Linked DNA regions of Homo sapiens: regions 1 and 2 are each linked to region 3. A link is a loop called in an ENCODE intact Hi-C map of the cell type or tissue named here. Cell type or tissue: dorsolateral prefrontal cortex. All regions are shown on one strand. Each heading gives the region's core, and the rest is flanking DNA. Links, peaks and the distances in the headings are about the cores only. Region 1 overlaps TEX41 (testis expressed 41). Region 2 overlaps TEX41 (testis expressed 41). Region 3 overlaps TEX41 (testis expressed 41).

Region 1 (10,524 bases), core at 4,033-6,532, 66 kb after region 3:
GTCCATGCAGGGAACATACAGGAACAACTTCTCTTGGTTTGGTGTTTTTCTCAGCTGTCAAAATGTTTACATGGTGGGTTTAATACCCCCTAAATCAGAATCTTCCTTGCTATGGCTTATCACTCATGGACATCTTAATTAATTCTTTGATAATTCAGGCTTATATACCAGAAGAAGTTAAAGATGATAGATACTTAGGAAGAACATATTTCCACTATTGCAGAATAGAGGACTGGATATTTGGCAGAAATCACACATACCTTTTGATCCAGTTATCAAAAGCCCCAGTTTCTGTAGGAGTTTGGATATGTTTCCTAGCAATATTAAATGCTTTGATATCATCAGGGTAGAAACTACAGGCTCACTCTGTTCTGACTAGTAGAGGTAGCTGCCTCTGCTATGATTCAGGGCTAACAAAAGTAGTCACACACCCCAAATACATTCCCCAAAGGTTTTCTCTTACGTGAGTGAAAATTCTCGCTACCTAGGATATTTTGGTTAGAAAACAAAAGCAAGGTCCTCATCTTCTGGAGGTCATTGCTAAACTGTATGTTACCCTGTAAGTCAACAAAGACCTTGGGAACTGCCTTCAATCTTATCCTTTAACGTATCATCATGGATAACATATTCCAATCAGCCAGTTGTAGCCTTGGAAGGCAGAGAGGCACAGCCTTGAGAAGATAAGATATGGGGATAGGTAAGCCAAGGAAAAGCTTTGCCTCCTGATTCGTAACAGTCACAAGAACAGACCTTGGGAAAATCACTGTGAACTCTTCACTCAGGTTAACCCAAGTCTACAAAGACTATCAAGATAAGCAAGCATTTATAAAGATGTATGTTGATATTATAGAAACTTAACTGAGAACACAGCTTTCTTATACCTTGTTTGTATTTTGAAATAATCCAAGATCATGCTAATTCCTTTTGATATTATTTTAGTAGAATAACCATGCAAATTAAGCACCTAGGGGGCAGAGTTCAGTACAGAGGTTAATTTAGTTTTCCTAAAAGTTGTAATTCTGAAAAGTTATTTAAATAAATTTGTATTTGATAAATTTGAATCGTTCACTATACTTACGGGAGAACTTGCAATGTACAGAAATAGCACTGATTTTCTATGAGGTGTATTAACTCTTGACACCATGTATAGGTGGTTAATTATGCATAAAAAAACTAAATTCACAATCCTTTCTCACTTTATCTACACAAAAGTCATTGTGCAGATGAGAAAATTGAGGCTCAAAAAGGTTAAAAGTAACATGGCCAAGGTGTCACTTGAGATGCAGCACACTTGGGATTTAAACCTAAATCTGAGTGTTGAAAGATCATTATTGGGTCCATTATGGAATTATTAATTTTGTACATATTACTTGATATGTATTGAAGATTTTATTTTGTTCTATTCTATTCTATTCTATTCTATTCTATTTTGAGACGGAGTCTCACTCTGTTGCCCAGGCTGGAGTGCAATGGCATGATCTTGGCTCACTGGAACCTCTGCCTCTCAGGTTCAGGTGATTCTCCTGCCTCAGCCTCCCTAGTAGCTGGGATTACAGGTGCCCACCACTGTGCCTGGCTAATTTTTGTATTTTTAGTACAGACAGGGTTTCACCATGTTGGCCAGGCTGGTCTCTAACTCCTGACTTCAGGTGATCCACCCGCCTTGGCCTCCCAAAGTGCTGGGGATTACAGGCATGAGCCACCACACCTAGCCAGAGACACTTAATGTCAGAGATGAAAGTACAAAAATTGATACAAATTGGAGACAGCTACTACCTTCAGAGAGATAATAGGCTAATTAGAGAATTAGTATATACAAACATGTAGACATATTAAATAAACATATGCAAATATACAAATTATAAGTCTGAATTGAGCATATAAAATGGTACATGATTATATTAAGAAATGTGAGAAGTTCATCTTCTTTCCTCTATAAATGTATAGGTTCTTCCACCAAAGACACTACAGGCATATTCTGTTCCATACAAGGGCATGGAATCCTGGACATAAGGGCATGGCATAGAATAGCATCATATTGGGCATCTTTTCTGAATGGAGCTGTACTTCCAATATGGTAACCTAATACCAAGTGTGTCAGCACAGACGTTGAGAAGCAGATGCCAAACCAGGGTTTGACATGTGAGATCTGGGGAGTTAAACTTTTCTATGGGTAAAAGGGAAGGGAACAGGAGTAGGCAGAAACAGCTTTTAGATCACAAGTCTGGTCTGATACCTGTAAGAAGATAGAGAAAAAGGAGATTTGGGAAGGAAGAACTTCAGACCATGGTGCAGTTCTGAGAAACCCTCAGTCAGGCTAAAGGGAGCAGTCATGAGTCTTACAGAAGCAGGCTGACTCTAGTTCCCTCACCATCTCAGGAATTCGGGGAGCAGCCAGGGGAAGTGTGGCCTGGAAGTTCACAGAGGAACCAGCTGGGCTGCTAGACCTCTGCTCCAGGTTCCCCTGAAAGAGATCTGAACTGTGCATCTCCATGGCTGTCACATCTAAAATCAACATGGCCAGGCATGGTGGTGCATACCTGTAGTCTCAGCTACTATGGAGGATGAGGGGAGAAGATAGCTTTAGCCCAGGAGTACAAGGCTGCAATGAGCCATGATTTTGCCTCTGCACTCCAGCCTAGGCAACAGAGAGAGACATCATCTCTTAAAGAAAGAAAGAAAGAAAGAAATAATAAAATAAAATCAACATGAGACAAGGGTCTGTGGAATGATATCTTTACAGTATCTTAGCATACTTTATAGTTCCCCTAATTGGAAGTGAGTAGGCCTACACCATGATCCTCCCGTCCATCTAAGGCTAGATCTCTTGATCTGCTTTAATGTCTGATATATGTTTTAATCATAAAACGGATCTTGTGTTTGTTTGTCCTTCTGAAAAAAATCAAACTCTTTGTTGGAAATCAAAAGATCTTGGGTGGCAAAATTGGATATTATTGGTATAACAAGAGGCCATGAAGAAATAAACAAAGGAAAGCAAATGCTATGGGAGGCTAGTGCTCATTGGCCAAGAGGGTAATTGAGTATTTTATTGGCTGACTCATACCTTAAGAAATTACCTTGTTCAGCGCTAAATGAGGTTTGCCTGGTGTCTTATCAACACGTTATCATATGCAACAGCAAACCTTCATTGATCGCCTATTGATTACACAGCTTTTTTCCTAGACCTGTGAATTAGAAAAAATGACCATCCTGAATACTATTAAAAATAACCACTCACACTTGTAAAGAGATTTGAAATTTATGGTGCATATTTATATATGTTATTTTCAATACGCGAAACTGGTAAAACTGGATATATACATAAGATACTTGTATTCTAGCTAAATTTTGATGAACACTCTATGCCAGACAATGTGCTCAGTGTGTTCCATGAATTATATCTAACCAATACAGCAGCCCCAGGAAGTACCATTATTTCCCCATTTTACGGTTGAGGAAACTGATAATCAATCAAATTAAGTCACTCACCCAATCTCACATAGCTAGCAAGGGAAGGAGCAGGAAACTGAATCAAGATTTTATAGCTACAAAGTGATTGTATAGCTACAAAGTGACTGCTTATAGCCAATCTTCCTCCACCTTAAGTGATATCTAAGAGTAAAGGCTAGTAGATGGCACATACTGAGCGATTGCTTCAAGTAATTAAATCCACCAGGAATTCAGAGAAAATGATAATACTGGGTCCCTTCATTCTTGTAGAAACCCAATAATATTTGTTGAATTAATGACCAAACAAAGGGAAAGATTAAATGCATTCACAACAATGGTAAGTTAGTAAAATCACAGATATGATGACAGAGACTTTCCTCAGTCTTTGGGTCAGCTTAACCAAAAGACAGGAGAAGGAATGCCTGAATTCCATGAGAATATAAATTATAGATGGAGGAGATTATTTGATATTATTAACTAGATAGCCTAGTACTCAGCTACCATTTACTTAATAATTTCTAATTGTCATACACTGTAGTAAACTATATATATATAATTTTAAATATTTCTCAAAACCCATAATCTGAGGTTTACTGTTCCATTAAACACAAACGAAATACTCAGAGAGATGAAGTAACTTGCCCCAGGTCAAAGAGCAAATAAGTTGCTCAGCCAAAATTTAATTTCAAACCAAAACGATCTCTCTTTTTACTGTATGGCAGTACCAAATTTCCAAAGAATTTGTGAGTTCTCAATGACTATATAGAGTAGCCAGCCAATGTCCACACTGGACCATTTAGTAAAGAACACAGAACTCCTAAAGAGAAATGGATTCTGGAAGTTACTCAGCTGGCTGTCGTGTTTCAGTCTAAGACACCCTCACAATTATGATATGCCAGTAGTTGCTACCATATAACAAAATTCAAGATTAATCAAATTTTAACCTTGGGAAATATTACTTAAATCAATAGGAAGGTCATTAAAGTCACATTTTTCCTTTAATTCCCTTCCTCCCCAAATAAGAAATAATGTTAGGTATCATGAAACATTTGGTAAGATGTCCCTCAAAATATCGCCAGAGTTTGTACCCAGTAATTCTTGACAAAACTGAAGAACCGTACAATCTTTAGACATGATTAGCCTATTGTTCTCATTTACCAACCTTGGTTTTATTGAAGTATGATTAAATATATTTAGTGAATTCATTCAACAAATATGTATTGAGCACCTACTACATAAAACCTATCATCAGGACAGGCATGGTGGCTCATGCCCTGTAATCCCAGCACTTTGGGAGGCCATGGTCAAGAGATCGAGACCATCTTTGCCAACATGGTGAAACCCTGTCTCTACTAAAAATACAAAAATTAGCTGGGCATGGTGGCACGTGCCTGTAATCCCAGCTATTCAGGAGGCTGAGGCAGGAGAATGGCTTGAACCAGGGCGGCAGAGGTTGTAGTAAGCTTAGATTGTGCCACTGCACTCCAGCCTGGCAATAGAGTGAGACACCATCTCAAAAAAAAAAAAATTCTATCATCAACTACCCTGGAGGCAGGGAAAGGGTTCAAAGTCTAATATGGTATAGCATCTGACCTCAGGGAACTTTGCAATTTTATAGGGGAGAAAAGCTATCTACAAGTGGATATAAAAGAATGCAGAATTTGAAAAGTGCCAAAACAGTAGTACACAGAATGCATCATAGGAACAAATAAGCACTCTCAACTCATGTAAGAGATATTACTTCTTAATGTAGAAAATATAGAAAGTTTCAGGGGTTTCAAACCCAACTCCTGGCACCACAGCTGTATAAGTTATCTATTATTGCACAACAAATAACTCTAAAATTTTAGTGGCTTTAACAACATTTGTCATATTATCTTCTGTCACATGCATATCCAGGTGCAGCTTAGATGGATGTCTCTGCCTGAGATTTCCCACAAGGTTGCAGTGTCTTCTGAAGGCGCTACCGGGAAGGATCCACTTCTAAGTCTCTCATATGGTGGCTGGCAGGATTCAATTATCCTCAAGCTGTTGGCATGAGGGCCTTAGTTTCTCATTGGCCACTGGCTTGAAGCTTCCCTCAGTTGCTGGCCAAGTAGGCCTTTCTGAAGGATGGCTCCCAATATGGCAGCTGGCTTCCCTCAGAGAGAAAGAAGAAAGTGCGCATGAACAAGATCTAAGTCACAGTCTTTATGGCATCTAATCTCAGGAGCGACATCCATCCCTTTTGCCATACTATGTACAGCATATATTAGGAAGGAGCACTCTGTAAAGCCTACAGACAAAGAGCAGGGATTACACAAGGTATGAATACCAAGAGGTAAGATCACTGGGGCCATCTCAGAGGCCACGCCCCACAATTTGTCTTGAAGGGTAGGTAGAATCTCAGCTGATAGAAATACAAAGAGTTGGAGGGTGCAGGTTTCAGGAAAAGAATAAGCCTATATGCAGAAGTGAGGAAAGAAACATAGAGGTTTGCTTGAGAAGAGCAAGAAGTTACTCCAGCCTGGTGGAAACATGAATGCATAACAAATATCAGAAAACAAGTCTTTGAAGTAGGTCAGGTTTCAACAACGTTATGCTGACAAGTTAGAGCTTTATTATTTTAGATTTGGTGAATTGTTGATTTTTCTAACATAACAGTAACAGGAACAGAAATGTACTTCAAGCTAACTGACCTGAAAGTCCTCTGAAAGGTGGACTTGAAGTGTGAGAGTTTGTGGAGGCGGAATCATTTAAAGGAGCGACCCTAAAACACAGCTACTATTAGGACTCAAAGCAGAGCAGCAGCAGCAGTGGGAGGGGGAAGGAAGGGGTCAATTGAAATAGCATATTTTATGCCTTACTGTGCGTTCCTATAAATGAAATTTTTTCAACTTCTGATTCTCAAAATACCTAATATTATATGGATTTTCAAAGGTTTTTCAGTTTCTATTATTCTTTCCCCTAACTCTTTCATGCCCTGCTTCAGGGCAACTGTTACCTATTGAATGTCATGCTAGCAAAAACATTTGATCTGAACCTTGCCCATTTGCCCCTGCTGCCTCAAAGCAGGAAACACATGACCTGTCTTTGATCACACTTTTTTCCTAAAATGAAAACATCCTCCAATATGTGATTCTTATAAAAGGTGAATGTTAAAATTCGGGGATAAACCACATTTAAGCCCAGGGACTCAGTTAAAGTTAATGAAAACATATCAGGATAAGAGAAGCTGTTGCAAGGTTTGGGGGCTATTTAATTCTTTTTCAAACATCAGAAAACCTGCCCAGCCTCAATATAGACAAAAGCTGGAATGAGTGCTCAATTAGTAGCAGTTTCTCAGCATTTTGTCCAATTACCTAATAAAGAAAACGAGAACCTCGGTACATAAATTTGTTCCATTATGGAAGCAACCTTCGGTGAGTAAGCTAGTCAGCTTTATTATTCAAATCATCAATGTGATGCTTGTAAGATGAAACAAAGGCAGCTCTTTAATGATAAATATTACAATACAGCTACTTTTCACATGTCTACACACACACACATTGTGAACCATTCATTGCAGTATAAACAAGAGACAACCAGTGACAATTCAGATAGAAGAAAAATAGAGACAGCCCAAAACAGAACAGATTATCCAGTTAGCACTCTGACATTATTGCTGCTTTTAGGGAACAGCTGACTTTAGTCATCAGTTTCCATCATCTGTTCTATTTCTTTTGCAGACTCTTGCTATAGAACTTTTCACAAAAGATGCTGGGTAAAAATCAGAAATAGTTAAAAGTCTGGGAAACAATCCTTCAAATTAGCTCCTTCTCTCCCTTTAATTGCAAGAAGGGATGTAGTTCTTAGGAGGGTCTGTCCTTTGACAGATTATTCAGCAGCAGAGAGGTGGGACTCTCAGGTATCAACAAGGTCACTGCCAGATTCACCACAGCCTGAGTATCCTGGAGTGCTGCAGGCTCGGAGCAAAAGAATGAAGACCCCGAAACAGCTTAAGAGATAAGCTGCTAGGACTGAAGTCAGGGTCAGGGCTTCTGGAAACATAAAAGCCGACACATATCACCAGAAGTATTACAGCTAGCACTACTCACATATGTTTTTGTATTGGTCTCCTTACATTTGGACACTTTTTTTTTTTTGCTCTTGAACGCAAAAAAATGAGTTGTACACATTCCAACAGCATCCTGCAGCCAGATTTGCCTGAACTGAACAAATACCTTCCTCAGAATCCCTATCATCTTTGCAGACCTCAACTTCTACACTGCTATTCATCTTGCCCTAATTCTCCTTAATTCATGCCCAGTAGCCCATCATATTCTAGACATTACAATAAACATCATGGACATAAGATATCTACTTCTTATGTCTTATGCCTGGTAGACCTTCTTCTTAATTACAAATAGCATATGACTTTTCCTAAGATCCTTGAAATCTACTGTATGCCTGGCCTTAGCTCTCCTTATACCAACATTTTTAGATATCTCACTTCTTTTACTTACAAAGCCTCCCTAAGCACATTCCAAGTAACACTATCCTGAGCGACTCAACACACAACACAAAAATGACACGGTCTCTGAAACTGTAATATCTATTCTTAATCTCACAATTCATCAAGGAGCAATGCAGTGACAGTAAAACAGTCATCCAGCTTAAATAATGCTACTTTATCTTCAACTGCTCAAGTAGCATTATTTCAGCAATCATACCCACAAATTACCTGACATCATAGAGTCTTATTTTCTCCCACACTATCCAAATGAACATGGAAAACTATTTGTAAATGTTTTCAAGATGTGGCATGATTTCCCTAGATTTCAGAAAAAGCCCACACCCTAGCACAATAGATGTCCATGAAAGACACAAGTGATTTAATCTCAGCTATTTTCAAGTGAAGGAAAATACCTTGTGGACTCCTTATCCGCATTCTATAAAGTGGATACTGGATATATTATTTTTATGTAGTCTATGAATGTGGTCATCTTAAGAGATAAAATGCAGAAGGGTAACATGGATTGACTACTATGCTTGTCTCTGACCTCTCATCATGCAAACTTTCTTAGAAAGCAGATGACAGATTGTTTGTGAGCCACACTTCTTCATAGCTGGTATCCTCCTTTGAAATGTTGTCATGTGATATGGTTTGGCTGTGTCCCCACTCAAATCTCATCTTGAATTGTAGTTTCCATAATCCCCATGTGTCGAGGGAGGGACCCAGTGGAAAGTAATTAATCATGGGGGCGGTTACCCCCATCCTGTTGTTCTCATGATAGGGAGTGAGTTCTCATGAGATCTGATGATTTTATAAGGGGCTTTTCCCCCTTTGCTCAGCACTTTCCTCTCCTGCCACTTTGTGAAGAAGGATGTGTTTGCTTCCCTTTCCACCATGATTGTAAGTTGCCTGAGGCCCTCCCAACCATGTGGAACTGTGAGTCAATCAAAACTCTTTTCTTTATAAATTATCCAGTCTCAGGTATCTCATCATAACAGCATGAGAACAGAATAATACATCAGGTAATTCTATTCTGCAGCAAAGTAGATGAAATAGTAAGAATAGTTACTCACACATGAAGGATTTTCCTCAAGGGCAATCATCTTAACAAGCATTTTTTTTTCAAAATTAGCTATCTGCAGTTCTATTAAAACACCACGACTCTCACCCTGCTCTCTTTACCCCAAAAGAAAGAAAGTAAAGATAGATTCCCATTAGAGAAAAAGCTTAAAAGGCTAGAAAAGTCCAGGCAAAATTCTCCAATATTCTAAAGTGACATAAAGGTGCCAACATACGTTTGGTCCTCGATACATAGCAGTGTAACATTGTGATTTCACTAATTATCCTGACACTTCTAATATGAGCAATTATTTCCAAATATTTTTCAGAAAGTAGGCATTTAATGAAGCTTCCTTGCATAGCTCCCCAATTAGAAGAGGACCTGCTAGAGATGGATTATTTTTAATCGAATGACAATTGATAGTTGGGAACTGGTCACAGGTAGGTGTCCTCTTTTTTTATAAGAAATACTCTACAGGCATTAATGAATTTCAATCATCTTTTCATTATAGTTTAATGTTTTAAGTTAGTTTGGCATGTAATAATGCCTAAATTGTTGTGCTAGTACATACTGTGAACATCATCCATGAAGACCAGCACAGAGGGCCACTTACACTGTTCCATAGAAGAGGGACCATTTTTGAGTTTTTTCTCATTTACTAAAATAGCATAGTACTTATTTCTAATAATATTAGCTGATATATATGGAGGATCTATAACGTACCAGGATCTTTAGATGTATTCTAATTCTCAAAAGGTGGTATTATTGTCCCTAATTTTACAGATGAGAAAGTTGAGGCTAAAGAGCACTGCTTTCCAGACCCAGATCTGTGAAATCACAAAGTTCACACTCCTCCTATTTCCCTCTGCTTACATGAAGAACACTTTAAAAAGTCCATTAGACCTTTAAAGAAAGGAAAGTAGGATGGTGCCAAAGATTACATTTCCCCAGGCTTATCTAAAGAGACCTTAAGAGTTCACCATAGTTTTTTTTTTTTTCATATATTTTGCCAACTTGAGCCCAGTTGAATTCTGTGCAGCAAACAGGTGAGACCATTAACGTAGACATAAATACACACATTCCAACACATATGTCTAGAAATAAATTTGCAGAAGTACTAAATAACTGAATAGCCAATGTGATAGCATCAAAAATCAAAATCTGAGTTTCGAGTGCATAATAAGTATTCAGGACTGTGCTAGGCATTATGGCAATTAAAAACAGATGTAGATATCACAATGTGAAACGGTAACAGACATGGGCACAAAAGTAAAAGGACATACAGACACATGTGCAACTTTATCTTGAGCAAATACTATGTTTTTGAAGGTACAAAGACTCACAGGACACAGGATTTTGTATATTACTGATGGATGCAGTGTGAATTGTGGATGCTGCATACTTAAACTTGGTTGAGCCAACTTAAAACAACAACAACAACACATTCTTTCCAGGTATGGGGGAATGATTTGGTGGGAGTGGGGGCAGTGGTGATTTTCCAGAGTTCTTCAAATGATGGGGGAGGTACAGGGTGGAATAC
Region 2 (10,524 bases), core at 2,846-5,345, 340 kb after region 3:
TTATGCCACATTCACAATGACTCTTTAAAGAATTAAAATCTTGCATTTTGATTACCTCCTTTTTTACATTTAGCAAGAGATTACAGAGCAGATATTGTTTGACATTGAATCTCTGTTAACCATGTCCTCCACTGGAGCATAGTTGTACACATTGTTTCGGAGCTAACATAATGGGGAATATTTTCAAAGAGGGCTGTGTTTCAAGCCAGATGGTTTATCTGCTGAAACAATTCTCCCAGTAGAGAAATAGTGGCTGCACAGTTGCAGTAGTGTTCATAAGCCTAGTGCAGTAGATTCATTTGGCACCCACATTTTGGAGTCTAACAAAAGTGTGGTTTGTGTGAATCTCAGACTCAGACGTTCATAAGTGAAAAGGAGTTTTCTGCAATTGCACATTGTGCTTTATTGTAAAGGCAGCAGTGTGCTATATCAGAAACACAATATGTAAATATGATATTCTTTTAAATATATATTACTGGTTTCATGCATACAATGCAAAGGAACAATACGAGGATAATTGCTTCAGAGATTATCACAGATTGGCACAAAAAGAGCCAAGTTGCTATTACTTGTGTTAAAAACAAATATATTATCAAAATTCAGGTCTGCTGAATCTATTAAAACTTGAAAGACAGAAAAAGACTAGACATCTATTGTATCTTGGGCTCTTGGCAAAGATCTACTGTTACTTATGAATATTCTATGAAATAGAACTAAGTTTTCTATTGATGCTGTGATATATGGCTCTGCCCACCTTCTCAGAAAGCTCTTGACTTAAAATCTCGATTAAAATCTCTTGATTTTGAAGGAGGCCTTGGTGAGTCACGGTGTCAGCTTCTCTACCCGACAGTGATCTTTAGCGGTATTCCCATGCACGCTAGGAATCTCACCCTCCTTTGTCATAGGAACAGTCACTTCCCTGTATACTAATACTGCCCACATTTTAAAAATAAAACAGAAGAGTTAGAGTTAGATTCCAACAGGGGGTTACCATGCTCTGAAACGTCTCAAGCATGTACAGGGATGGGAAAATCCCTGAGATTCCAGAGATTTAAAAAAAAAAAAAAAATAGCACATGGGAGGTTCTAAATAAAGTAAGTCTTGGGTATGTTGGGGAAGTTGGCACCATTCTTGCAGTTCTTTCCCTCAGAGACTATTTTTGCTTAAGTTAGCGAGCAAGCGAGTGCGAGAATGTATGTGCATGGATGTGCCCTTTTGTGTTTAAAAAACTCAATGAATGTTAGTGACATTTTATTTTCTTGCAGAATAAGATATCTTTTTAAAAATATATTACTTTCCTCTGAATCATTTTTATCCCTAGTATATCTCATATCTCATTAATTTCATTTAAACAAACTATGTTATCCACTTCAAAACTTCTGGAGGAAGAAAGGGATTTTTTTTTTAACTAAACAGTGAAAATAAGATTAGAACTACAAGTCACAAAGTGAGTTAACACTTTCTTCACACATACACACACACATGCAATTTCTGCCCCACAATAACACAGGAAGAGAAAAAGATCAAGGTAAAGACTAGAAGCTTAATATCCTGAAATCAACAGGTTAACCTGAAAACCCCAAGACCCTGTAAATGTTCACATATTAGCTTTAAAGGCTATCAAAGTTTGAAAAATCCAGATCAGAACACTTCAATCCAAGTTAATGTGTATATTAAATCCAAGCAAATGTTAGAAATACAAGCCAAGATGAAAACTTTTACATCACTTTTTTTTTTTTTTTTTTTTGAGACAAAGTGTTGCTCTGTCGCCCAGGCTAGAGTGCAATGGCACGATCTCAGCTCACTGCAACCTCCACTTCCCAGGTTCAAGCGATTCTCCTGCCTCAGCCTCCCAAACAGCTGGGACTACAAGTGTGCGCCACCACACCCGGCTAATTTTTGTATTTTTAGTAGAGACAGGGTTTCACCATGTTGGCCAGGCTGGTCTCGAACTCCTGACCTCGTGATCTGCCCGCCTCAGCTTCCCAAAGTGCTAGGATTACAGGCATGAGCCACCATGCCCAGCCCTACATTACTATTTTCAAAACATTATCTGTGGGCAAATCAACATGAAAAATATAAACACCTGCTAATTACCTACATTGCTTTGGAGGCTACCCAAGCTATTTCAACACTTTGCTTCATCCTCAGTCTTGTATACGCTGCATCTTGATCTCTTTGAGTGAAGATTTGCCGATACGACATTTAGTACAGGCATCGAATGTGCTCAAACTGGCAGAATTGTGGGATTTTTTTCAAGTGACTGCTTTGGGGGATTTCTCAGTTTTCTACTTTTCTTTTTTTAATTTCATGAATGTTGTCAATTACAGGCAGGCAACTGGTGGGACATTGTGGTGTAAGATATGCAGATCTCACTGCATTCACAATAGAAATTTGGAAATATTTGCTAAAGAGTCTAACATTACATATTTGAAAACAAACAAAGAAAAATCTTATTAAGTTAGATATTTGATGCTTCAACTGTTTGTGACTAATTAATGCCACGTATCTTTAAATACTCCCATGTCCCAAATACCAGGAAATCTGCCAGGTGTCTCGACATATCATTGGAATGATGTCCTTGTTTGCTATTGACATTTTATATCACTTTGAATGACTTTACCAAGCAGAAACCGTAGCGTATATTTTTCCTATTTTTTTGATAGACAGTGTCATCAAAATTATATATATGAAATCCAGGAGGGGGAAAAAATCTGAGAGACAAGTTGAATCCAATTCAAATATTTGTGTATCAAGAGCAAATTGGGTATTTCCAGAAAGTGAGCAAATTTAATTATTCATGAGGCTCTGGTTAAGTCAGCACATCTCTATCTTAACCAGATCCTTTCTAGCAGTTTGCATAGTAACAATATAAAGTACAATTAAGATTTATAAATATATGTCAACAGAGACAAAAAGATTGGTAATTCGGTAAATCAATATATTTGCAAAATAATTTTCCTGATGCAATAATTCTCATATTTTCAAAATGGATAAACAAAAAAAATTGTTCAACAATATTGTGAAGCCTTGAAGGATATTCAGAAAATCAAGAATCAGAGGAAAACTAGGGGATTCCTCCCAACTATTTCCACTGGAGTAGTTACAAGTGTCTAAGGTAATCTTTTTCTTCTCTCCATCTTACTATCTTTTAATTATACTGATTTTCAAAGAAAGAACATCTATCATTGCTTACATGAGGACAGTGGTTGCATCATCCCCTACTTCAGTATATTTTTTCCTCTCAAAACCATGACTCAATTTATCACAAGTTTGAATCTGAACTTCCAAGCAAAATAAGTCAGGAAAAAAAAAAAAAAGAGCGAGCTACCCAATCCTTTAATATTCGAGTGATTTTTGGAATGCACACATTGTGTGCTCTGCATGAGCTCTGTGGGTCTCCCTCCACACTCAATAAAAGTGAAAACCACCAAATGTTCTCTCCAATATCATATCTATGATACCCTTCCTACATAGTAATTCTAGAACAAACCTGGTTTCCAACAGGGATGTCTCCAGGCTGTACCAGTCTGCCAGGATCTTTCTGGTTAGACTCTTCAGACTCTGATCTAACTCTGCACTCTCCAAGCATGCAAAAATATAGCCACAGAGACATGAGCCATGCTTCTCCATGTGGGCTGAAGTTTCCAGGTGGCCTGTGTATGTTATGATTGTGCCTGGCCTCAAAATAAAAACAAATTGACAATCCCTTACCTCCGCCAAGCCAGTGCCAATTTTTAAATAAAATGTCTAGTGGTGATTTATTGCCAATGCAAACTGCCAGACTGGCAGCCCCATTTACCTACTAAAACAGACAAATCAGTAAAAGCTATGTCAACCTTGCCAGTTTCCCCATGTATGTTCTAGAAGGCATTCCAAATTTCATGTTTGTTCTGTTACCGGCTTTTTTATTTGTGTGCATTGAAAAACAAAATATCTAGATGACCTCAATGGCTTAAGGAAATGGGCGTTCTTTCCTTGGGTACTTTCTAGGATTATCCAAGTTCATTTTCCATAGATCACACGCTCCTCATGCAGGTAGAATTGTTGATCATTTATTAGCTGTCTTGAATATCAAACAGAGACACAGAACTGAAAGAATTTCTTTCCTGCATGTAATATCATCTTAGAGGCCTGTTTCCTATCACTTCCCCAGGGAGCAAACACCTGCCTTGGTTTTTCTCAAGAGACTTCTCTTCCTTATTCCTCTCAAACTTATAAATAACAGAACCTGTTGGCTAAGGTATGATTTTTTAAATGTCGATTTAGGTCATGTTTGGTTGTATCCATCCCTTTTATTCCCTATCAAGCTGATCTATTCCTGCCAGAATAAAGTGCATGAGATTTTTGTAACGCTCTGGTCAAAAGCACCTCCTCCTATTTAGGAGTAGCAGTTCAAAGAAGACTGCTACATATAATGTACTTTAAAAGAAAAGAAAAAATCCAAAGTCATTAATTCCTATTTATTTAACATTACAGACAGGCTGGCCTGAAGAATGAGTCTTACTTAAGCTGCCCAAAGTGACTAGTTATCAAGTCATTGAGAAGAAATTTTTTATGTCTCATCTCAATGCCTCTATGTCACTTGTACACAGACCTCAGAATCGTCTATATTTCATCAACCATTTTCTTCATGTATTATTTAATAAACTGCTTAAAGCATATCTAATTACAAACATTTATTATAGAATTCAACCCTAGAAATGTGTGAGAATATGCTAAATTGTTTGTTACCTAAAGTTTTAATGAGAGTATAATACCTCCGGCCCATATGCTTCAAGAACGTTATCCTTAATTATGTAACATGGGTATTTTACTGATATCTGTTAACTGCTCAAGCAGCTGTGGTTTTCTGCTTTTTTACACAGCTCAGGAGGAGCAGCAAGTTCAGTTTCCCCTTTTTGGGGGGTTGCAAAATCCATGCCCCAAACAGGTGTGTGCAATCACGAACCACAGTGATGAACCCAAACTGCTCCTTTCTAAAAATTCCACCAGCCGGTGACACACACTAGTCAAGGTTGCACAACCTTGTTTTCCACCAGTTATTTTGATGATTCATTCCCCCGTGGGGAGGTAACTTGCAGCCATTGTTACTTTGCTCCTGTTTCTGATAATTAGAGGAATTACTTCCTCATTTTGATGATTTCTCTTTCTCCCTCTCTTGCTCTTGCTCTCACTTGCTCCCTTTTTTTCTTTTTTTTTTTTTTTTTTTTTTTGGTAATGAGTCCTGATCTTTTGGAAGGTGCTACTGGACCAGGATTATGAGAGGTGACACTGAAAGAAGCACACACATACACGCACACATACACACACCAGAACACTTCAGTTGTGAACACTTCAAGTTGTTACCGCCTTGCAGGAAATCTGCCTGGATGATACATAATATAATCAATCACTCACTGAAAATATAAGAACGCAAACCAATAAGCAAGTGTTGCCCACTTCCAAGTAGTGACTTTGGAAAACCTTACATTGATTCTACTGATTGCTCAAGAAATTTTTATGGAATTGCCATCAGAGCCTTCCTCATGTTGTTTTAAATGTCAAATATAGCCATTAGTCCTCTTTAAATGGTGGATTTTATTTTTGTAAACATCCAAAGTTTATTCAGAGCCAAGTTTGATGTTAAATCGACCAAGTCTTCTTTTAAATAAAAATAATTTTGATCACAAAACAATAAAATTTAGTTATGTGAAGAATAAAAGAATAAATCCAAAGAAAATTACAATAAAAAGGGACAAAAAGTTTTGAACAGTGGCAAATATCACTGGGTTAAATGTAGTTTTCCCAACATGACTACCCTGGAGAAGATGACATCTTTCGGTAAGTTTCAGATGCTTGCTAAAATTATATAATATTATTTGCCCTCCTATTTCAGTTTCCTAGAAAACTGAACTCAACTTATTTTATCCCGTGTTAAACAACAATCAAAACAATATAATCAGGATACTGTGTAGAAATTTTTTTCCTAATTTATGGCACCCAAATAAACACAAAAGCACATCAACCCATTTCACATTGCTCCAGAAATACGGATTTTCTTTGTATTTGAAAGCAATGTGTCACAAGAGCACAAGACATGGAATGTGATAATCTGAATATTAGACCCTAATTTGCCACTTACTGCCTGTCATCTTGAGCCAGTGACTAGACCTCCATGAACCTCAGTTTTCTCATCTTAAATTTGAAAACCATTTACAACCTTGCACAAGTATTGTGAGGAGCGGCTAAAAGTCAAAAAAAAAAAAAAACTCAAGTAGAGTGCCTGGCACTTAATGAAAACCTAAAACATGGTGACTTCTATGATAGTTGTTACCATTGCACACCAATGTGCTTCACTGAAGCATGAGTTCCTGCAGGACAAGTGCCATGTTTCAATCATGTCATCTTGCTGAATATAACTAAAATTCAAAATTGGAAATAAAAAGTTGAAGATTTTAAATTGAGTTTATTATAAAAATAGTCCAGGGGCAAGCATGATCTGGTTTAATTTATACTATACCCCAGGTTCACAAGCAATCAGGAAAAAAAAAAGAATATCATTACATATTTTTAAATACCTGATTTCTTGATCTAACCTTTTCTTGCTCTCTTCAGTGTTTAAAGAAGCTTCTTTGTTATCAATGCAAAATTATTTCATTAGAAGTCATCACAAACTAATCTTAAGCATGTGACTCTAGCCAAACTAGGTAGATTGAGTGGATAATGGAGCAGAAGTCATAGGGTAGCTCCAGATGGGGAGGTGGTGGGAGGAGAACTTTGGATAGGAAGAACACTAAGCCACTACTTCTATAATTCTTGGTAGCTGCAGGGGTGTGGGCTTGGTAAGGGTGGTGGAGCACTGAAGCAAAGTCACACTTCCCCAAACACAAACTCAGTGGGGTGAAGTCTCCTTTTAACCTGCCCCAGACACAAACCTAATGGTTGGTCCCCACAAATCAACCATGAAAAATGACTCGCATAGCTACTTAAAAATCATACAAATAAATTAATAAATATCACTTATCATTTTATTTTCCCATGAATTTCCTTCTTTTCCTTACACTCTATTTTTCAGAAATCAGAAGACTCTGAAAAGAAAATAGCTCAAAGATGAGACAATCTTAGGCTCAGTAGACAATTTACAAGCTGTCCTTTATGAATCAGAAGCAATTGCTATAGCTGTATAAATTTAAAGGCAGAAAGACGGACTGTCTCTTTCAGTGAATCTTTTACTACCAAACCTAAGAAGTTTATCACCACCCTATAACAACCAACAGTCAAGTCTGCTGAACCTTGTTGGATGTCTAGTCTACACCAAAAACAGAAAAGGAAATTGCTACAGGTACAAAGTGCATGCTCCACAGAATGAATGATGGTGCTTATGGAGCCCTTCAAAAGGATAAACAACAAAATACAATATATGCAGGTATCTTCAACTCTTCGCCAACAGAAAAAGTTCTTGTAACTGCTCACTGCTGCAAATTACTAGTCATACTTCTCAAGTACCCAGTTACAAAGAACACAAACAGTACCTTCAAGTTACACATAGGTACCCCTTTTTTAGAAAAGTTTGCCTTGTCATGGCACTTAGAGAAGAAGTTAGATAATCGTATTTAAGAGAATTACAAACAAGGAACAGAAACTTTGGACTTTTTTTTAATCTTAGGTTGGAATCCCATGACCCAAGATTTTGCAAGTCCTGAAGGAAATTCAGCTCAGGCAACATAGAGTCTTATGATACATTACCCTGCAAACTCTTAGTAGTTAAACCTCTGATTCACAAAGAAAAATAAGAATACCAATAAAACAGAATCTCAGAATTAAATAGAAAAGGAGAAATACACAGCCCAGCCCACCTGATAGTTCATTGCCCTCTATTCTCTAATCTTATAGTTTGGGACCATGCTCTTGTAATAATACCTCTCATCTTTTATTTATGTATCTCTGCCCTCCAGGCTGTGAACTGCTTTAGGCCAAGGACCAAATCTTATACTTCTCTGTTAACCCCAATTCCTGGCACAGAAATTGGCCCAGATTAGATAGTTGGTAAGCATTTATTGTATAAATAAATAAAATGGTGACTAAAGCTTAGTCTTTATAAAGGGTTTATCTGTGAATAATAACACATTCTGCAATTCGGCAACAAATGCCATCATGATAAGTAAATTTAGCTAAATCTTTTACACAGAAGCAGATGGCTAGGCTGTCTTTCCTTTCCCCTGACCATTTTGACATTTTCCTTCAATGCTACCCAGTCATCAGTGGATTGCCATCATGGGGGTCTTAAGGGTAAGGACTGAGGAATGAATGGAGTGGTAAACCCCTGTAAGACTCATCTGCCCATCCTTAAAGTTCTACTGCTCTAATTTTACTACTGAGCTCTTAATAACCAACCCCTCCATCCAAAATAAAAATACCATTTATCCCACTGTCTACCCCATCTTGCTTAAGGGCAGTTCTATCCTTTGTTACTCAAGCCAAAAACCTTGGTGCATCATTAACTTAACTTCTTTTCTCATATTTCATATTTAATCATTTAGGAAATCCTGTTGATTCTACCTTCAAAATACATATATAGTCTAACCACTTCTCATCATGTCCACTGCTACCAACTTGACCTGAGCCACCATTATCTCTTGTTTGGTCTATTAAAACAGGTCTTAACAGATATCCTTGCCCTCCTGCAGTCCATTCTTAATACAGCAGGCAGAGTGACCCTCTTCAGTCATAAGTTACATCCTATTATTCCTTCAATTCTACTTATGGCTTTTGATATCACTCAGAGGAAAGGCCAATGTCCTTACTATGACCCAAGGCCTTGAATTATCTGTCCCCAACCTCACCACCCATATTCATTACATCTCTGAGTTCTTTGATTACTCACCCATCTCTCTGTTCCAAGCACACAGACCACAGCACATTCCTAGAACAGACCAGATCCTTCTTGCCATTGCATTGAACATGCCCCCTTACCTGGAATTGCCTCCCAGAAGGCCAGATGGTGTGTCCCTCATCTTATCTAACCTGTTATCTTTTCATTGTTATCAAAGATAACAAATAAACTGTTATCTTTTCATTGAGGCCTTCACTTGCCATCCCATCTAAAATGTTGTCATTCCTCCCTGACAATTTATATTCCCCTCCCCTACTATCTTTTCATCCTTAGCAACTATCAGTATCTAACAAATCATATGTTTTCTTTATTTGTCTTAGTTATTTTCTGTTCTTCCGCACTAAAATATAAGTTCCATCATGGGAGAGAGTTTATATGTTTTTTTGTTGTTGTTGTTTTACTGCTATATCCCCAGAACATAGAAAATAGTTCCTGGTATGTACCAGGCCCTCAATAAATATTTATGAATGAATGAATGTATGAATATGTCTTCAGGCATTGGCAAAATTTGCAGGATCCATAGTCCTATTATTTATCTTTGATTTTTCTTAATGTGGTGTCACAATGATACACTTTGAGAGAAATAATTTTTGAAACTTGTCTTTCTAAAGGAATTTATAACGAAATGGAATGTAACTTTGTTCTACTACAAAGTTATATGCTGGTTTACCTAGGGAAAGAAGTTCATCAGAATGTTTGAACTTTAGTCACGGGAATGATTAAATTATATATGTTCAAAAGTATTTTTAATAAAAAGTAATGAGGCAAGTTTATCTTTATTTTCAAATAATGAAATCTGTAAGAATCTAGAGGATTGAAAATCCATTAGAAAAATATGAATATTAAGTAGCTCATTGCAGTAATTTAAAATAAATAATGAATAATAACCCATTAGAGAATGTGATGAGGAGTGGAATCCCATTTGATCAACAAAAGAGATGAAACAATATAGAAAAAAAAATATGAACTGTGTAAAACCTACTTGAGTAAAATGTCAAATGCTATTAAGAAAGATCTTCATTTAATTACTTTTAAAATGTGTTAATTTAGTACCTATTGAAATGCAGGACACCACTCTAGGCATTGAGTGACAAGATAAGGTTCCTGTCTTCTTGGTGTCTCAAAGACACTGAAAGTTAAATTTGTCCAAAACCAAACTCATAATGCCCATCGCCCAAATGCAGTTCTATCCCGTAACTGAGAATGGCACCACCAAGAATATAGGCCAGGGACCTGGAGTCATCTTTGACACTGCTCCTTTCCTTACCACCCAAATCAATGCCATCAAGTCCTGTTGACTTACTCTCCTAAACATTTCTTGACTGTGTTCCCCTTTATTTCTATTACCAACACCTGAACCTCAGCAATTACTGTCTCTCTCCAGACCATGACAATAACACTCCCAGCACTAACTGTCATGTCTTCAGGCAGGTCGTCTATGGGTAACAAATGTGATCCTCTCTGAAAGGAAACTTTTTAAGGATTCCTCATCATTCAGGCCTTAATGCAAATATCATTCCCTTGTGGAAGAAATTTATGACTATTCATAGGCTCTTACAATATCATGTACTATTCCCGCTTGTCTCTTGGCTCAGCTGACACTTGCTTGTACGTTAATTTAATTATGTTCTGTCCCTTTCATCAAACTA
Region 3 (10,524 bases), core at 4,695-7,194:
ACAGGATACATTGCTACCTGACTTGTCACGTATTTATTAGTTATTTTATCTGTCTTCTGAGCTAGACTGAGGGCAGGAACACCATCGTATTCTAGCACCAAGAACAATGCCTAGCATGCAAAGATTTGTTGCATAAGTGGAATGAATGAGTGAATGAATGTTGTTACACTACTATGTAGAGCTTGGGGATGTGGTCTGCTTGCTCTAGGATTATCCTCTTCCTCTGCTACTCCATCCTGGCCAGAAAAGGGCAGGTTCTGAAGGCCTGGTTTGGCAGCTATAGGCTTCTCGGAAAATTCTGCTTAAGCCTCCCCATTGTTCAGGCTTCCTTACCAAGCCCTAGCCAGTCAGTTTATTTTTTTTCAAGTTTGCCTGGTGCTTTATACAGAAACCAAGGAGGCGGAGTGGTTTGGAGATTCTTAGTGGGCTGTGTTTTCAGAAGGAAAAATCTTGTTGGATAGTGAATGTCATTCTGAATTTGTTCAATGTCAGAGCAGAGCTCACAGAAAGTGATTGTTTATGTCTGACACAAATCTTTATTATGCAATTGAAAATGTTCTCAGTTACTCTAACTTACTTTTAATAAAAAGTTTAATGTGTTATTTCTTCCAGACAGTAGATAAAAAGATGTCATGCAATATTGATTTAAAATCAATATTTTAAAGCAAGTTTGCCCTTTTTTCTAAGTCATTTTTTTCTTTGAAGATAAATACACACCTTCATGGACTTTGTGTATGAGTATATATTAAGATTACTTTATGTCAGGAAGTAAATTGCTATTCTTTTTATTTTTAGGAAAAAATATTATCTTTCCATTACACATTAACAATGAGAAGCAATGTAATATATTATCTAATTGAAATTAGTGTTAACATGTATACATCACATAAAAGTGTTCATGAACTCATATTTAGGTATAACCTGAAAAAAAATCTGCCAAGCAAAAATCATAACATATGAAATTCTGTAGTTTAAAATATTAACTAGAAAGAAGATTAAAATGATGAGAATATAAATGATTTCATAGTACTCAAGTTCATTTTATATTTAGGGAAACATAGGACATAGAATAAACATAAAAATCTGCTAAGGATGGTGTAATTTTTAAATTACAAAGTTTCAAGTTTCTCAAGTCCCAAACAATGACTAGCACTTTGAAGTTAACAGTTACAATTTAAGATGCAAACAACAACTATTTGCCAAAAATAATCCACTAATACTGAAGTTCTAGCTTAACTACTAAAGTAAAAACTCAACTTTTTTCTTTCTTTCTTTCTTTCTTTTTTTTAAGACAGAGTCTTGCTCTGTCACCTAGGCAGGAGTTAAGTGGTGCAATCTTGGCTCACCGCAACCTCCACTTCCTAGGTTCAAGCAATTCTCCTGCCTCAGCCTCCTGAGTAGCTAAGACGACAGATGTGTGCCACCATGCTTGGCTAATGTTTTGTACCTTTAGTAGAGATGGGGTTTTGCCATGTTGGCCAGGCTTATCCTGAACTCCTGGCCTCAAGTGGATCCACCTCCCTCAGCCTCCCAAAGCGCTGGGATTACAGGCATGAGCCACCACACCTGGCCCAAACTCAACTATCTTTCTATGGCTTTACAAAGAGTTGGTTTTCCTGCCATGTATATTTCCCAGGTAGTTCCACCTTGTCTCTATTCTCTAATATGTTTTATCTTGAAATTTCAAACATAGTTCTTGCTCTTCAACATGTCTTGCTTCTATTCATCACCAAGGGCTCTTCCCAAACTCACTGTATCTTTGAGTCCATAAATAACCTGATCCCCATCTCAACTCTGGAAATCTGATTTCACTTCTTCCTTTAAAGATAATATAAAATCACCTTTTAACTTTTAGTTCAACCATATATAGGCTTCCATATTCTCCAAGCATGTTTTTCTCTCTCTGAACATTCCTCATGTTATTATATTTATAATAAAAAGATTGAAAAATTTATTAAATAATTACTGTATGCCAGGTATTTTCTATGCAGTTGATAAATTGTAACTAATTTATTCCTAACACAACCTTCGAATGTAGGTCCTATTATTATTTCTTTTTTGCAGAAAAGTAGCATGAGGCCCACAGAAACAGAGTAACTTAGAATTGAGCCTGAGAGTATAGTTCCAGGGCCCTAGCTCCCACTCACTGAGCTCTAATGACTTCCATTGACTTAACATGCATGCTTCCCCACCTGACTGTGAAAGCCTAAAGTTCAGTGGCTCTTTATTCATAAGCCTTGTATCTCCAGTGCCAGGCATAGTTCCTGTATCACAGTAGGAATCACATAGTCTTGCTAAATTGGAGGGAAGGAAGGATGGAAGGAAGGAAGGAAGGAAGGAAGGAAGGAAGGAAGGAAGGAAGGAAGGAAGGAAGGAAGGAAGGATTAAAGCAAAATATTGTGCTTATTTAGACAACTCAGTTGGTATTTTATGCTTTCAGCATCTTCTGAGACTGCTCATCTATTCTACCAAAGACAAACAAAAAGCAAACAAATCAAAACAAAACTTTCACCCACCCAAAGCAAATAAATGAACTTAAGTTCTTATTTAAGTATAACTTGTTTCTTCTAGGACACTGAACACAAGACACCTAGAGGTTAACACACTATGCTTTCAGTCAATCTGTTACTTTTAAAATGTTTATTAAATACATATTGAGTCAGCCAGTTCACAGGGTGTTTGCCCTGTTCTGTTTTCTTTAATGAAAAAAAATCTTCTATCATACATAATTAATTTATTAATTATATTAACTGTCAATTGTCTGTCTTACCCTTTTGACACGTAAACTCCACAAAGGTACACTTCCTTGCCTTATTCCCTAATGTATTGTGGGCACCTACAACCATGCCTGACATAAAGTACACATTCAATAAACATTTATTAATTGAATGAATCAGTGTGAAAAGTTATAGAAGCTGAACAGATCATGGTGCATTTAGCAGGGAATGGAATTAGCAGAATTTGGGGTCCCATTGGAGACATATAGTGAAGAAAAATGTAGAATCAAGAGTCACTGAAAACAGTGGATGATATTACCAATAACCCAATGGGGAATACAATAAAAGAGAAAAAGAGTTTGGAAAAAGAAGTTGGGAGTTAATTTTGACCAGGTTTAATTTCAGTTCTATGTAGAATATCCAGGAGAATTCCAGTAGGCAACCAAAATGCCTCACTACCTCATTACTAGCAGGCAAAGGCCATAAGTATCAAAGTATTCAAACCCTAATAATGAACATCAGTATTTGTGATTGAGTTTATAGTAGGTGATTCCTTGCTCCTCAGCCTTCTGCTGTGAAACTATAAATAGGTTGCACTATACAAATGAAAAAATAAGATATATTCCTTAGAATTCAGTGTGTACGTGCATTTATGTGTATTTGTGTGTGTGTGTGTATGTGTGTGTGACTAATGTAAGATATTTTGAGTATAAAGTAAAGTGCTACTTAGTTTATTAATAGGAAGATTGAAGGGAGCCAGTTGATGGCAGTTTTTTTTTTGTTCTATCCATTAAGATCATGCTCACTAATTTAGAGATAAAATAGAGAAAATAGAAAGACTTTCAAGACAGAAAATATTGCTAAGACAGGATGCAAGAAATGAAGAGAATTTATAGTATCAAAACTACAATTGAAAATTGAAATTTTGGCAAGGAGTAAGGACAGTAGAAAGGGGCAAGAGCAGATGTACAGAGACCCTTTAAGGAACATAACAATGTCAGTGGTGTACAAATTGTATTATATTGATATTCTCAGAAAACGTAAGGCAAGTGCATCAGTCAGAGTTCTCCAGGGAAACAGAACCAATAGGATATATATACCCTATGTTATATCAGGAGCTTTATTTTAAGGAATTGGCTTACAGGATTGTAGAGGCTGGCAGGCCGGCAAGTCTGAAAGCCATAGGGCAGGCTGACAGGTTGGAAAGTCAGGCACGAGTTGCTGTTACTGTCTTGAGGCAGAATGTCTTCTTCTTTGGAAAACTTCAGTTTTTGCTCTTTTTTATTTAATATTATACTTTAAGTTTTAGGGTACACGTGCACAATGTGCAGATTTGTTACATATGTATACATGTGCCATGTTGGTGTGCTGCACCTATTAACTTGTCATTTAACATTAGGTATATCTCCTAATGCTATCCCTCCCCCCTCCCCCCACCCCACAACAGGCCCCGGTGTGTGATATTCCCCTTCCTGTGTCCATGTGTTCTCATTGTTCAATTCCTACCTATGAGTGAGAACATGTGGTGTTTGGTTTTTTAGGGCCTTCAGATGATTGGATGAGACCCAACCACGTTATGCACGGTAGTCTCCTTTACTTAAAGTCAACTGATTATAGATGTTACCCATGATCTGACAATGCCTCACTCCATGTTTGATTAAATAACTGGGTCCTATAGCCTCACCAAGCTGACACATAAAATTAACCATCACAGCAAGATTATATCCAAAATTCAGGTTGACTAAAAATACAAAAGATTCAGCTGTTCTAGTTCCCAGTGTGTATCTTACTATTTATTGAAACAGGTGGAGGAGGGAAGAATGTGAGAGAGAGAGTGAGTTTGTGTATGGAAGACACTAGTTGAGGAGACAATGCGTAGTGAGAACATAAAGCAGAGAACAGTGGAAATCTAGAATATCACTGGCCCAGGAACCAGAGCACCTGGTTTCTGCATTCCCCATTTGTTAGTTATTGTAATTTGGTCACCAGTAACACAATTTATCTGACGCTAAATGGAAATATCTATAACTGTTTCATACACATCAAAAGATAATTTTTCAAGTCAAATTAGATGAGATGTGTGAGTTATTTTACAAAATAAACATCTTTATATTTACACATATATTATTACCACTATCAAGACTATATAAACGGAAGTCTAGGTTACTTCAGTAGAGATGGAGTTGAGTGAACATGTGAACTCAAGAGATATGTTACATTCAACATTTAGAACAGATTGTCACCAAATGCCACTGTCACCAATGCTGCCCACTGTTCCCTCAGCTTTATTTATTGAAGCTGCATGATTAGAGATCACTGTTCTCATTACAAAGCATCAATATCCACTTTAAATTAAAACTATGAGCTGAGTGAATATGCATTGCATCTACCAGGCTATGGTGATCAATATGGAATTAACATCTATAAGTTCAAATGAGACTTAGAGTTAGTCTCTGAGTGAAGATTTAGCAACAAAGATTGCTGAGTGTTTAATCAAAAGGTGATTCATAGTTTTAATCCTACATTATTAGTCCTTCTTCTAGCTTTAGGAATGTTTTAGTAATCAAAATGTCAACATGGAAGACAAATAATTTGAAAGTCTTGAGTTATTGGAGGTTCACAAATTAAACAAGCAAACTACATTTAAGCATAATTAATAGCATATATAGCATTGTGATTAATGAGTTGCAGGAACAGCAAGAAAAATACTTTCTTTTTTCCCAATAAAAAGAGAAATATCTATGTGTACATACTATTCAAAGTATTTATGGATCATTACTACGAAAATGGGAAAAAAGCTTCCAAGCCCAAGTGAAGTGCACCAGCAATAGGGATTAAAATCCATACAAACCTGAAATAACACAAATAAAATCTGAGTTAAAATACATGAAAATACATATACTAGCCAGTAAGTAAGTTTGCTTTTACCAGCAAAAGGATTACGTCTTCATAATAGTCCTTTAATAGCTGAATTTCTAGTACATTTAAATATTTATTTACAGATTATCATCTCTCTGGTATAAAAGCTAGAAGATATCTGAGGTAGTATATAAGAGTTGGAAGTCTTAATTAAAGTTTTATAACAGAATAAAGATAAAGCATGTCTAAAACTGAAATGCAAAATAATGAAGAAAATATTTAAATTGTACTCAAAATTGCCAAAGCATTTTCACTGGGAATGAAGAGTAAAGTGAACTTCATGTACATATACTGATCCAATAGAAATCTTCCTTAACTTGAATTCTCCAAAAAAGCAGCCTCAGGAGAAGGATTTGTGGATAGGCACTTTTATTTTGGGAAATTCCTCCAGGAAGCAACTAGCAATGGGCGCTGGAGAAAGCAAAACAGGAAAGGAGGAAAAATATTATTGAACTGAATATGACTGTGGAAATGGGGGCTCAGTGCTACCGGGGACCCTCTGAGAAACCGTATAGAATTCACCCCAGAATTGTCCTCCTGAGATCAGTCTAGAGGGCAGTATTTCATCATGGTTCCAACTTCCCACTCGTCAAAGGTCTATTGAAGCCATGGATTCCAGACACTTCCAGTGGGGCACATGCCCGGCCTTTTATTCTGCAGCTGCACAGAAGCCTGGGGCAAAAAGCAAAGGAAACAAGACAGCTGATGTGGGACATTATCAGGCTCACCGGCTCCTGGCTTCAAGGCAGGGCAATGGCCAATAGGTGAGCTGCCAGAGGATGAGATCATGCAATGTCTCTAAGGGGTTGGCCTTCTTCAAATATCGCTGGCACAGCATAAAGCCAACCTGGATGGCAACATGTTTTTAGAAGAAGCTTTTTTCAGAGAGATCTGCCCCAACATTTTAGCAGAGTTAGGTAAATAGACTCATGGAACTTTGGATCCAGAAGTTATCTTGGAATACTTCTGGTCAAGACATATGCTTTTATGTATTAAGAAAGAGAGGCCCTAGATATTTTAAAACCAAATGATCCGGAGCAGGATGAAGTATAAGGTTTTTGTTTTTTCCCCCCTAATCCAGAGCTTCTCTCTTTTTATTGCATATTTGAGATTCATTTGTGTGTTTCTCTACAAATATTGAATGCCTTCTGGATACTTTTGCAGGCACTATGCTAGATGCTGGGGACACAGTGGTAGAAACCAGACAAGGTCCCTGCAATGAAAGAAAACATGGGGAGGGGAAGGGGGAAAAGAGAGAAAGAAGAAAGGAAGGCAAATTTATAGTTACAACTGATGTTAAATGCTTTGAAGGAAAAATCCATGGTGCTAATTTGTGACACAATTACCTAATAATCACTGAACAAGCCTTACTCATTGGATTCCACTACCAAGTTCTGTTTATCTGTCTCGTTAGAATAATGTCATTAGTTTTTTTTATTTTAGTTTTTTCGCTTTTTGTTTTTGCTTTTGTAGCATATGCAAGTCCTTCTAACAAAGCCCACAAAGAAACAAAAAATATAAATCAGTTTTGCCTCAGGATAGCAGAGCCTGTAATACATTTTATTTTCATTTTCCTCCATCTTGTAACTTCTCTTTCCTCCACTTTTATACTATTATACTTTCTTCTTTTCCTCCCGCCTCCCTGACCATTGGTTTCGTTTTTCAACATTTGTTTCTTCTTCATCATTTCAATGTTGTATTTTCCTGGGCAGGTTGTGTTGCTTTTTTCTCCTCCTTTTATCTTCTTCTTAGGCAGCCTTATTCATTCCCCATGACGAACCACACACAAAGTTTCACTGTTGTATATCTGTGGTCTAGATCTCTCCTCTGAGCACCAGGCCTTGTATCCCACTTCTCTCTGGATACTTTCACTTGGATATTTCAAAAGCAATAGGTCAAAATGAAACACACAGTTTTCCTTCTATCCTGGCCTTCTTCCTCAGCAACACTCTCCTTCGCCATTGAAGGGCATCTCAGGACACCAATGCACAAGTCAGTTGCCAGGGGCATTCTGCACATGCCTTCTCTTAAACTCCTCCATATCCATTCCATAATAGAAAAACATTTATTGACACCTTTCTGTTCTTTTCTTTCCTCTACCGACATCCCAGTCCAAGCTCTCATCCTCTCTGTCTTAGACTACTGCAGCAACCTCCTATCAAAGGTAGCCATTCACATTCAATGTGGTTTTCCATACCATATCCAGATTGCTCTTTCCAAAATGAAAATTCTAGCTATATTCACCACTTGTGTCTTTTCCCCCTTCTCCTCAGTAAAATGTCAGTGACTTCCACTGCATTCAAGTGAAGGCCAAATTCCTTCAAGTGGCCACAAGATACTACCTAGTCTGGCATAGGGAAGCTAGGAATATACTCAACTTTGTTTAATAGTGTTTGGTTATAATGCAGTCAAAACAAACATTCTCTGCTTTCCTCACATAAAAGACATAATGCATGGATTCCTAGAGGTCTTGTCACAATTATAAATATGAGTAAGCAAATTTTATATCTTTTTCAAAAGATCAAATCTCTCCAACAGCTTCTGGTTTCAATATTTGTTTCTCTCTCAAGAGCAAAAAGAAACCCATTAGTAGCCACATGCTCAGAATATTCAATGGTATTAATTATATCCTATTTAAATGGAAAGTAAAATAATCACAAGAATCCTGGAGCCATAATTAGTGAAGACTAAGTTTCTGGTTGTTGCAGACCTGTAGAATCGGAGAGGAAAGTGTGGTGGGGAGAGATGAGGAAAGAAAGAAGAAGGAAAAGTTGTAGAAAGAAAAAAACAAGGTAATGAATAATCTGGTCAAGATTTCAATCCACTAGCAGCATTGGACATACCAGATCTTGATGGCAACATTGGACAAGGTTCCCCTCCAGAGATAAGGCCTATGTCCTGAAAAAGGGAAAGACTAGGAGCCCAGTTCATTCACTATCTTCTTAATTTTTCACAAAGCCAGTCCACAGTGTGACAATTTTCAGGTCGTGATAAAAGTTGCCATTGGGCTTGGCATGGTAGCTCATGCCTGTAACCCCAGCACTCTGGGAGGCCGAGATGGAGAGATGATTTGAGGTCAGGAGTTCAAGACCAGCCTAGCCAACATGGTGAAAACCCGTTTTTATTAAAAAAATAAATAAATAAAAATTAGCCCAGTGTGGTGGTGTGCACCTGCAGTCCTAGCTACTCAGGAGGCTGTGGCAGAAGAGTCTCTTGAACCCAGGAGGCAGAGGTTGTAGTGAGCCAAGATCATACCACTGCACTCCAGCCTGGGGGACAGAGCAAGACTCTGTTTCAAAGATAAAAATTTAAAAAAATATATTAATTAAAAATAAAAAATAAAAGTTTCTGTTGTACTCCTGAAATAATAAGACTCTTATAGACATTAATATGAAAGAAAGAAATATAAGAAGGAAAGGAACAAGCCTTATTTAAGAAAAAAAATTCTGCATACACCTAAAATACATGCCTCAAAAAAGATTGCTTTCTTCCTACTTTTTCTCTTTCAAAATTTCAAAGGCAGGACAAGTTCCCATAACAATAAGAAATAGTTTTTTAAAAAACTACAATATAAATATGTATTTTGTGGTCTATGCTAAAATCTGCTTTTTGAGTCATGCTTCATGGTGACTGCTTTAGAAATGTCAGTCCACAACAGATTCAAACTTTATCACTCAAACTTTCCTCTATTGCACAAGACTGAAGTGGTATTCGTAGATCCATTTTTATTTCTTTTACTAAACTACTGCTGATTGCTTCTACAATTTAAAAAATTCCAAATATGAATGAATATTTAGTATCTTTTTCCCTTTTGAGTGATCAATGTGAAAAAAATACAAAATTTAAAACAAACAAAATGGACTTTTCTCAACACCAAGAAGAAGTCTCCGGAATTATCTTTAACATATAAACATCAATAGAAAGATTTAGAAAGGTAATTCTGTTGATCTCCTTAGGCTGAAGTGAAGACATTAATTATTTTACAAATGACAAATCATCTTGATTGATTTCCTCAACCAATTAAATTTATTAGCTCACTTTCCCATATTCCACCTGATTCTCTCTCTAGAACAAAAACTTTTAACTAAATGAAGGAACTGTCAAAAAGAAAAGTGAGAATATGCTGCGTTCATAAGTACTTAATACATGCTGACTAGCTATAGTTTTATCTATTGTGTGTTCTATATGTATTGTGTGTTTTCAAAGTTGCATTTTACATTATTGAATGAAGGTTGGCTTGAATGACTAGGGAAGAATGTATGAATTAGATCCAGAGTAAAGCAGAGCAAACAGCCATCCATCAATAGATGATCTATGGGAAATGGACCTCTCCATTTTGCTACTATCTATAATATTTTGATTCATTCTAATCATGCACATTGCCCACAGATTAGCGCGCACACACACACACACACACACAAACACACACAAACACATACACAACAATGTTTAAGAAACTTCCAGGTCTATCTCTATGGAATCATTGAGTAGAATAGGAATATTCTCCTCTGTTAATCTGTATGTTCTATACAGTTGGAAGTATACATTAAGTCTAGTTTTTAATTCCCAGAATTGAATTCTTTTTTCTTGCATGGGTGAAAACATGTAGGTTAGTGACTCTTGAGCACATATGTGCACAAATACACACACACACTTCTGTGACACAACAGAAGAGAGAATCTCTGGAGTATCTCCCTTCGGCAACACACTTTTCCTCTCCATTTAGGTCAATGAGAACTACATTCAGATACAACAGCCTAGGGAGTAGGAATTTTTAGCAGGTAATTGTTATTGAAATAGAGTTTTAGAGAGCACCTCAAAAAAGAATCAAAGATGAATTCACCTGAAATTTTGCTTTGAGCCAAGAATAAAATAAAAACCTTACAGC

Evidence for each region. Peaks named below come from ENCODE experiments on the same cell type or tissue, not always from the same donor. Only the 100,000 strongest peaks of a DNase experiment are listed, where the experiment ranks them.
Region 1: a loop joins it to region 3, with 4 times the contacts of the local background. A loop is called at or near these places in 3 of 110 quality-filtered maps.
Region 2: it touches region 3 in a loop (3-fold over the local background); 3 of 110 quality-filtered maps call a loop at or near these places.

Annotation. Positions count from the first base shown.
Region 1 is chr2:144,972,528-144,983,051 of GRCh38, reverse strand. The region is part of intron 3 of TEX41 (testis expressed 41); the gene reads right to left. Among named protein-coding and RNA genes, the nearest start is that of LINC01966, 96 kb to the right of the region's middle. In dorsolateral prefrontal cortex, for the core only: no CTCF peak of the experiment used is centred there; no DNase peak of the experiment used is centred there; H3K27ac peaks cover 1,259 bases.
Region 2 is chr2:144,698,539-144,709,062 of GRCh38, reverse strand. The region is part of intron 1 of TEX41 (testis expressed 41); the gene reads right to left. Among named protein-coding and RNA genes, the nearest start is that of TEX41, 36 kb to the right of the region's middle. In dorsolateral prefrontal cortex, for the core only: no CTCF peak of the experiment used is centred there; no DNase peak of the experiment used is centred there.
Region 3 is chr2:145,039,410-145,049,933 of GRCh38, reverse strand. All of the region lies in intron 3 of TEX41 (testis expressed 41), which reads right to left. All of the region lies in intron 3 of LOC100505498 (a long non-coding RNA gene), which reads right to left. Among named protein-coding and RNA genes, the nearest start is that of LINC01966, 160 kb to the right of the region's middle. In dorsolateral prefrontal cortex, for the core only: CTCF peaks have their summits at 5,981 and 6,180; a DNase peak (open chromatin) is centred at 6,283; H3K27ac peaks cover 1,961 bases.